Linked DNA regions of Homo sapiens: all the other regions are linked to region 3. Evidence: chromatin contacts called from ENCODE Hi-C or POLR2A ChIA-PET data. All regions are on one chromosome and are shown on one strand. The core of a region is the stretch at or near the end of the contact, and the rest is flanking DNA. Distances in the headings are between cores, read along the strand shown.

What was found. A loop is a pair of places that touch in the nucleus more often than their neighbours do. ChIA-PET counts read pairs that join two places held with the same protein, here RNA polymerase II (POLR2A). Pooled maps may share reads with other maps.
Region 1: a loop to region 3 is called in a map of PC-9, with 10 times the contacts of the local background. The contact joins the promoter of MIR222HG here to the enhancer-like site in region 3. A Hi-C loop is called at or near these places in 1 of 168 maps with a recorded cell type or tissue (PC-9) and 2 of 50 pooled maps. POLR2A ChIA-PET finds 5 or more read pairs at or near these places in 2 of 52 experiments (A549 and HCT116).
Region 2: a pooled map shows a loop between it and region 3 (2.8-fold over the local background). The contact joins two enhancer-like sites. A Hi-C loop is called at or near these places in 1 of 168 maps with a recorded cell type or tissue (CD8-positive, alpha-beta T cell), 1 of 37 single-sample maps with no recorded cell type and 4 of 50 pooled maps. POLR2A ChIA-PET finds 5 or more read pairs at or near these places in 1 of 52 experiments (activated CD4-positive, alpha-beta T cell).

What each region holds. Positions count from the first base shown.
Region 1 is chrX:45,768,940-45,771,639 of GRCh38, reverse strand. MIR222HG (miR222/221 cluster host gene) reads left to right here and starts at 1,373. Exons shown (of 2, transcript NR_170290.1): 1 at 1,373-1,555; 2 at 1,688-2,700.
Region 2 is chrX:45,799,906-45,802,605 of GRCh38, reverse strand. No RefSeq gene overlaps it. Among named protein-coding and RNA genes, the nearest start is that of MIR222HG, 31 kb to the right of the region's middle. RefSeq lists an enhancer at 148-726. Within about 2 kb of position 1,290, at least 3 of the 41 ENCODE cell types and tissues checked have a DNase peak (open chromatin) inside an H3K27ac peak, as active enhancers do.
Region 3 is chrX:46,207,319-46,210,018 of GRCh38, reverse strand. No RefSeq gene overlaps it. Among named protein-coding and RNA genes, the nearest start is that of LINC01186, 120 kb to the left of the region's middle. Within about 2 kb of position 1,383, at least 4 of the 41 ENCODE cell types and tissues checked have a DNase peak (open chromatin) inside an H3K27ac peak, as active enhancers do; they include HCT116 and PC-9, where a contact is called at or near this core.

The DNA of each region.
Region 1 (2,700 bases), core at 124-2,623, 440 kb after region 3:
GCTACTCTTGTGTGAATTAAAACGTTTGGTTGCCTCCATTGTAAAAATTTCAGTGCACAGTTCTGAAATTTAAAATATTAGGGAACAGAGCCAGAGCGTTGCCATACCTTAAAAATAATCTTGCATCTCTCCTGTTTACATGATTCAATTCTTGAAACCAGTTGGAATGTGCGTCCTGATCTCTAAATGTACAAGTTATTTAAAAAAAATGTGAGCTTGTCAGCTTAGCTACAGCCACCAGTCTAATAAAACTGAGTCACATCCAAATGGGCTGCACTTAAACTACCCTCCCATTCTAGGGAAAACGTGGCTGGAGGAGGCAGTCTGAGTCATCACCTGGTTTGTTTGACATACACTTCCTTCCATAAATTGGGAATGGCAAGCGGCACAGTGTTCTGGGCTTGCCTGGGAGAAGGAGCTGTTGCAGTCTTGCACGATCAAAATAGGGCCTTTAGGTTTGAAGGATGAGGTTGAGCCCATATTTTGACTCCAAATGTCGGGGGAGGGGAGAAGAAGTCGACAGATCCAAACAAGGAACATTTGTAAGTACCATTTTTGGAGGTCGGAGCAATGGTAGGGGTGTTCGCAGTTGAATTTCTTCCTAAACATAAAAGGTGTTTAAGAGACAAATTGGGGGCATTCAAATAAAAATAAATGGGTATCTAGTTCACAAAGTGGGCTCGTTTACTTAACAAGAGTGTCCTTGATGTGTACAGTTTAAAATGATTGAGAGAGAGATGATTTGTTAGTTACCATACGAATCTGTTCTGGCAATGTTTAATTTCACTTAATTTATTTAACTATTTTAAAAGAAATGTATTTCACTTAGGAATCTTTTCATGGCCAATTTGAATCTCCTTCAGGGGTATTTTGAGGGGATGGGAAGAGAGGCTCATGTGTCTCGCACATTTTCTTACAGCGGTTTTGCAGAGGCTCACTGGAGCTTTTTAAAATAAAAAAGTTTAGAATGTAAAATTATTGGAGACTATAGAGGAAGGGGAAGGAGGAGTAGATTTATAGCTGAAGTGGGTTTGTAAACTCAGCGTCTGCTTTGGGATTATTTTTTAATATGTGCCAGACATTCTTCTGATTTTCATCCTGGCTTGGTTGTGGCTCTTTCTCTGTCTGTGTGAGGCTGGGGTGTTCCCTGTTTTAAAGCCGTAGTTGTCGCAGCCTGGGCGTTTTCTGTTTCGGCTTATGGCTTTTTTTCTCTTTTCCTGAATGAGTGTCCTTTGTGTAACCCCAGTAATTCAGAAATCCTGCAGTCATAGGGACTGCCCTATCATGTGACTTAGGTACTAGGTGCTGGCTGCGATTGGTCAGCAGCTAATTGGCGGGTCCCTATAAGAGGTCTTGGGTCGGGCGTCCGGCCACTCTCCTGCCTGGGCTGCTGCTCAACGGGGGCTGGGGGTGTGTGGGGCGGGGGTGGTCTGTCCAGTGATTCAGCCACATGTGATAGATGACCAAGTGACTGCTTTCTTGGAGTCCGCACACCAGTGGAAGACTCTCAAAGTGGTTGTGACCGACTTGATCAAACTCTAGGCTTCCTGAACTGGTAACTGTCACTTTAATATAGGTTACTGATTAAACTCAGAAAAATGCAGCTTAAAATCTTTGCCAGGAACTTGTGTGGACTTATTCCCTGTTCCCCCCCCCACCCCCCTTGTTCTGATTTGTTTTGTCACAGGAATGAAATGCAGATAACTCTTTAGAAAACTTTTGTAGGAAAAGCGCCTCGTGTGATCTGGAACAAAGACGTTTTATAATCAGATTTATCAAGCTGCGAAGAGGGAGTTTTAGTGAACGGAAGCAGCAGCATTCTGTCACCAGGAAATACTCCTTTATCCAGAATTGGTAAGTGAAAAGTGGCATTGCTCCCTAATAGATATCATATGCGTGTGTGGGAATTGAAAAATTGTTCACAGACCCCTAACAACTGTGTTGAACAGAGAACACATAAACAGTGAGGAGTTCTAAAAAAGAGCAGCACGAGAATACCGCATAAAGACTGAGAAGAAGCCAGGTAATTAACAAAAATGAGCTGAGTGCTATCAGTTTAGCTAAACATATGTAATACAGCTAGATTTGGTTGTTTTATTTTTTCTTGTTAGTGGAGGAGAAACATAAAATCAGAATGGGCTGTTTAGTAGAATTGCGACATTAACTTTCCATGGATGTAGATTTCCATTTAGTCTGAATAGCATGTATGAAATTTGAAGGGATGCTTTCAGAATTAGTCTACTTGCCCTCCTTTCCTTTCCTCTGCATTAAGATGTCAAGTATTTAGTTAGAACCTTACAAGATGAAAGTTGTACAAAATGAAAGTTCAAGTAATGCGTCGGAAACACCTCTCCTGATTGGGAAGGGTAGATTACAATGGCAATAGATTTTTGTTTTTTGTTTCTTACATTTGTGTCACGAATTTTAAGTTTGTTCTATTGGATTACATTAGTACAGCAAAAGGGGGGTTATTTCTATCTATATGGTTCATGACATTTTGAGAGGTCGTGATTAGTAGTTCTTACTGGTTTCGTATGCGTGTTCCTGCCTGTTGAATTCAGTTTTCTAATCTTGAATCTGAGCTGCCTTTATGTTAAAGGGTTCTAGAAAAAGACAATAAAGCTTTGAATACCCGTGTTATATACAACAGGTTCCTGTTCATGATGTATAAGGTAACGCAATTTTATTTTAGGCATGAAT
Region 2 (2,700 bases), core at 41-2,540, 410 kb after region 3:
CAGCATGACTCTATTTTCATTTTGACATGTAAGCCCCCGAATGAGTTTGTTTTTTCTTTAAAAAAAACTCATATTAGCAAAGTTTGAAATACCTTTCCTAAAATGAAACTTCAGTACTGGATGGAACTTAGAGTCTTGGGTTTATTGGAGCTTTTCAGCAGAGAGCAGTGATGAGCTGAGGAGTATGGACAACAGAAATGTTTTATTAAGGAGGTTATTGAATGGACCAGGAAATGCTATAGATATTAATAAATATGATTGGAGTGCAGAAGCCGAACCTCATTGGAACTGGTGAACTCCTAGCTATTTGGTTTTAATTTAAAAAAGAACTTTGGTTTTCAGCTTTGACATACAAAAGGAAGCTAGAAGTTATTCTTGAATAGCTAACCCTTTGTTTAAGCAGTAAAAATCAGTGGGGTGTCCAGCATCATCAAAGAGTCATGCAAACAAGGTGGAAAGCATTTGTTTCCTCCTTGCTCAGAGTTACTCTTTGAATCTTATGCAGTTTGCAAATGTGTAGGAGGATGGACAGTTTTTATGTTGGTCAATGCTAAAGAGAATGGGTTTCCTCAGACTGTAGAGATAATAGTGGCACAAAGTAATGGCTTACTGAATATGTTGAATGACTGGATTCACAAACCTTGTCTTAAAATTCTGGAATGATAGTGAGGCTTGAAACCTGAAAGAAGGCATTTTAAGAAAATAAAGCAAACAATATTTTTGACTCAAATCACGGAATAAATTATACAAAGACGTGTGCCCACTGGAGCTATAAAATAAGCTCAAGAAATATTTCTATCAGGTGATGGATACTAGAAGTGTGAAGAGGTGTCTCTGGTCACTGAAGAAAACAGAGTGCCATCTAGTGGAAACATTTCACTATAATGTATTACAGTACACACTAATTTAGATTTAGGTTCTTTTTTTTCCCCTCGTTACGGAGACAGGGTCTTGCCACATTGCCCAGGCTGGTCTTGAACTCCTGGGCTCCAGGCGATCTTCCTGACTCGGCCTCCCAAAGTGTTTGGATTACAGGCATGAGCCACCATGCCTGGCCAAGAGTTAGGTTCTTAATAAAACATGTAACAATTGATTTTCTTACTCAAAGAATGATTTTTAAAAACTATTGATTTTGAACTAATTTTAAATTTGCAGAAGAATTGTAAAAATAGGCTGGGTGCGGTGGCTCATGCCTGTAATCTCAGCACTTTGGGAGGCCGAAGCGGGTGGATCACCAGAGGTCGGGATTTCGTGACCAGCCTGACCAACATGGAGAAACCCCGTCTCTACTAAAAATACAAAATTAGCCTCTGGGCATGGTGGCGCATGCCTGTAATCTCAGCTACTCGGGGGGGGGCGCTGAGGCAGGAGAATCGCTTGAACTCGGGAGGCGGAGGTTGTGGTGAGCTGAGATCGCGTCATTGCACTCCAGCCTGGGCAACAAGAGCAAAACTCTGTCTCAAAAAAAAAAAAAAAAAAAAAAATTGTAAATATAGTACAGAGAGTTCCCATATACCCTTTGCCCAGCTTTCTCTGTTAACCGTGGTATACTTATCAAGGCCAGGAAATTAACATTGGTACAGAACTACTAACTAAACTGCAGACTTTATTTGGATTTCACCAGTTTTTCCACTTATGTCCTTTTTCTGTTCCAGGATCCCATCCAGGATCCCACAGTGTTTTTAGTCATCGTGTCTCCTTAGGCTGCAAATCTGAGACAGTTCTTCCTCAGTTCAAAGAGTGTTTACTAAAAATGCTTCTCTAGGGATTGTGGCTGTTATAAAATACATTTTGAAAATACAGGAGACTTAGAAAATTAAAAGGTAGTTATGAAATAAGAATTTTGACCTAGAAATATTTATTCTGCTTGTCCATCCCCTGCCCCATCTTTTAAAACAGCTTTTTGTATTTGCAAAGTACTTTATAAGTTTTACTTATTCTCAAAAGTTATGAGGGGCAGAAACAAATCATTGACAATTTCCTCATGTTACTTAAAAGGAAATTGAGCCATAGGGGAGTTTTATATTTTGCCTTAACTTGTGTAGCTGTCTCTCACACACTGGGAGGTAGGAAAAAGGACGACAAATTACAAAGCAATTGAAAAGTGAACCTTATTTTGCCAACTTTTTTTATTATGACAGTAACTGAGTTTTAAAACAAAAGACAAATTAATGAATCAAATATTTTATTCTTTAAAATTGATATCTTAAATACTAGTCAATGTTTTCAAAATATTTGCCACATTTAAGCATCATATATATTTATCTGGTTTTTAAAGTAACAGTTTGGGCTATCTAAGAGTGCTAAATTTTTACTGCCTTAAATATTGCAAAAATATTTCTATTACAAGTTATTTTTTAAAAATAGAAGTGATTTTTGATCCTTAAACAACTTCTTGGTTTTGTTGCACCCCATGTAACATACTGTGTATGGGAGATGAGAATAATGAGAATAATAAATTGGGGAAACAGTCTGAGGCTTATTTTACTGGTTTATGGCTTCATTCCCCAAAATACTGCCTTTTGCACTGTGTGAGTCTTCTGAATATAATGACCACAGTGAACTCTGGTGTACCTGAAAGAAGTGGAAAGGCCTGGAATTTCCACAGAGATGTAACGTTTTCCTTTATCACTGCTCCACACCCACCTTCCCCAAATCAACTCCGATAGATGTGGTGATGCTATATGAAATGCAAGTGCC
Region 3 (2,700 bases), core at 134-2,633:
TGTGGTTATGTAAACGTGGATAACCTTTATGGTTTCCTTTAACATGTACATATTCTTTCTTTTTCTCCCCTCCCATTGCTCTGAGCACATCCTAAGGAATGGGGAAAATCAGGTTCTGAAAATTCTTTTTACCCCTTTCGTTATTGACATTTTACATGATTTCCTTCCACCCTCAGGTGTAGGAATGCGGGTAACTGACAGGCTGTTCTGCAAGAGTGTGGGCATAGGATAAACCTGGAACATTGCTGAATTAAGTTATTCTGGGAGTAACTGTAAACAATAGAACTTCTTAAATTATGGTTTACTAAATTTGAATCACTATCCATTCATTGGGAGATTATTTGGCTAATAATTGTTTTAAAAAGATCATAATTTTTAAACTTTCTCCAAAGTTCATTTTTGAAACAGACCTATACTGTTAGAAGGTAACTAAATATGGGAACCCTAAATAATAATGGCATCCATGAAAAACTGGAGTTGGTTATTGTCGATACATTCTTTGCATAACCTTATAACACTTAACCATAAATAATTTTACTAGAACCTGGACTCTTGGGAGTAATCTTATGAAGCAGTTCTGTGTGGTTAGTAAAAAACTGCCCACCTATTTGGTTTCTGCCTCATGCTTTATAATCATCTGATCAGTGCTGCATGCTGAGTTCTACCCTATCTATACACATGCCTAATGTTTCACATGATATGAAATGTGGCAAACATTCACAGTGGATTTTGTGAGACACATACTATAGGAAACTTTCTTACACCTGTAATCAGGCATAAGTACTAGGGGAAAAGTGAAAGCTTTCAAATAGTGCTGCCTCTAGTACTAATAACATTGTTGAGCATTCAGGATTAGTTTGTTCAGCCTAGTGTAATAATTAATGTGTTTAAGTATGGTATAGTTGGGGGAGGTTTCTTCTCTAATCCATTGTTATTTGAAACCCTAGTCAGACATTTGAGAATTTGAAAGGACCCCTAAAGGCTTTTGTCTTAAATGTCTTTTCGCTTAAAAAAGAAAAAAAGAAAAAGAATAGATTTTAGTTTTAAACAAGAGAACACTGATCCATTTATGCCATTGTTTAAAATATTTTCTGTCATGTTAGTTGATGCCCTGAATCACTTTTAAAACTTCCCTTATTAAGTCATAGTTTATCCAGAAAAAATATAGTAAATCCTGAAGTGTCTGAAGTTTCCTTATATTTCCCAATGATGGATTTGAATAGGCTTTTAGCATGGTACAATTATTACTGGCTTCAGCGCAACTATATCACTAGGTAGCAAGTCTTGTGGCTGCAAGTGTCTTTGTTCTAAGGAATTGTACAATGAAAATATGATCTAATAAGGTAGTTATTCATTTACCACTTCCTGCTCATCAGCCCCAGCTTAGTGCTCAAGGCCCGCATGTTTCTAATTTCAATTTCAACTGCTGCAGAAGAGGCTTACTATAAAAAGAATTTAGAGTTAGCCAGGACTATTCTGGTGCCACAGACAAATTCTCACAATGCCACAAATAATGTAGCAATAAAGCAGGGACTATAATATGCTGCTATAGTTTAGTAGGTTGAATGGAGGTGAGGAAGTGGTGACAAGTGACTAAGGTGAGAGAAAGTTAAAGAGTGGTTGAGGTTGCAGAACTCTCCTTTAGTAGAAGACTGGCTTGATTTGATTCAATCTTCTGTTTCCTCCTTATGGACTTTCCTATTTGCCCCTCATTCCCTTGATCCTTCTTGTCCCTCCCATCTCCTTACCTTGAGTTGGTCATTTTCAGTTCTAGGGGCTCTCAAGCACTGCCATGGGGGACTGCATTGGTTGGTTCATCTTTCTACCCAGGCATACATTCATTCATTCACTAAACGCATACCAAGCGCCTCTTCTGTTTGTGGCTCTGTGCAAGGCACTAGGGATCCACCCTGAGTAGGACAGTTTCTGCCTTATGGAGAGACTAGAAGTAGGACCCCACAATTCGGATGAAGTAAATGGCTTCCAACCTTCAAAGAACTGCTTGCTGTAGTTTGGTTTGATGCATACTGGGTTTGGTTTGATTGCTAAAGGTGTGCAGATATATCTGTTATTCCTTCTTAAACTTATATCCTCAAAGGAGAGTGACAGCTTTCAGAGCAGAGACCTTTAGTGTCTCCATCTAGGACATTCATAAAAAGTAAGTCTGTGAGCCAAGAATAAATCTGAATTTTTTATTGAGGACTTGAGATCAGAACAGATCAAATGTTAGACTAACATCAGAACTAAAGATGACTGTCACAGTGTGAGGCCACCAGGGATGAGACTCTGAGATGGAGATCAGCATATAGGGTGTTTATTAGGAAGTGCTCTTGGAGCCAATACCTGTAGAAAGAAGGGGATGGAAACATGACTGGTTAGAGGGAGAGGTTAAACTGCTGGTCCCAATGAAGGCCTTGGCTGATCTTCTGGGAAGCTCTGGTATTAGGATGGCTCTTTAGAGCCGTCCCAAATTGAGGCAAGGGAGCTAGGCCTTTATACCAGCTGCATTGTTTAGACATTGGATGTGTGTTGCCCCTGTTGGACCTTGGGTATTTTTTTAGCCAAGGCAAGCCCTGAAAGTGGCTGAGAGCAGAGAGTGATCAACGGGCAGTACTAGCAGCTGGGAGAATAAGTTCTTCATTTCTGAAGGAGGATCTGGGCAGCACATTACAGGGTTCATTCACCACAACCACACCCAAT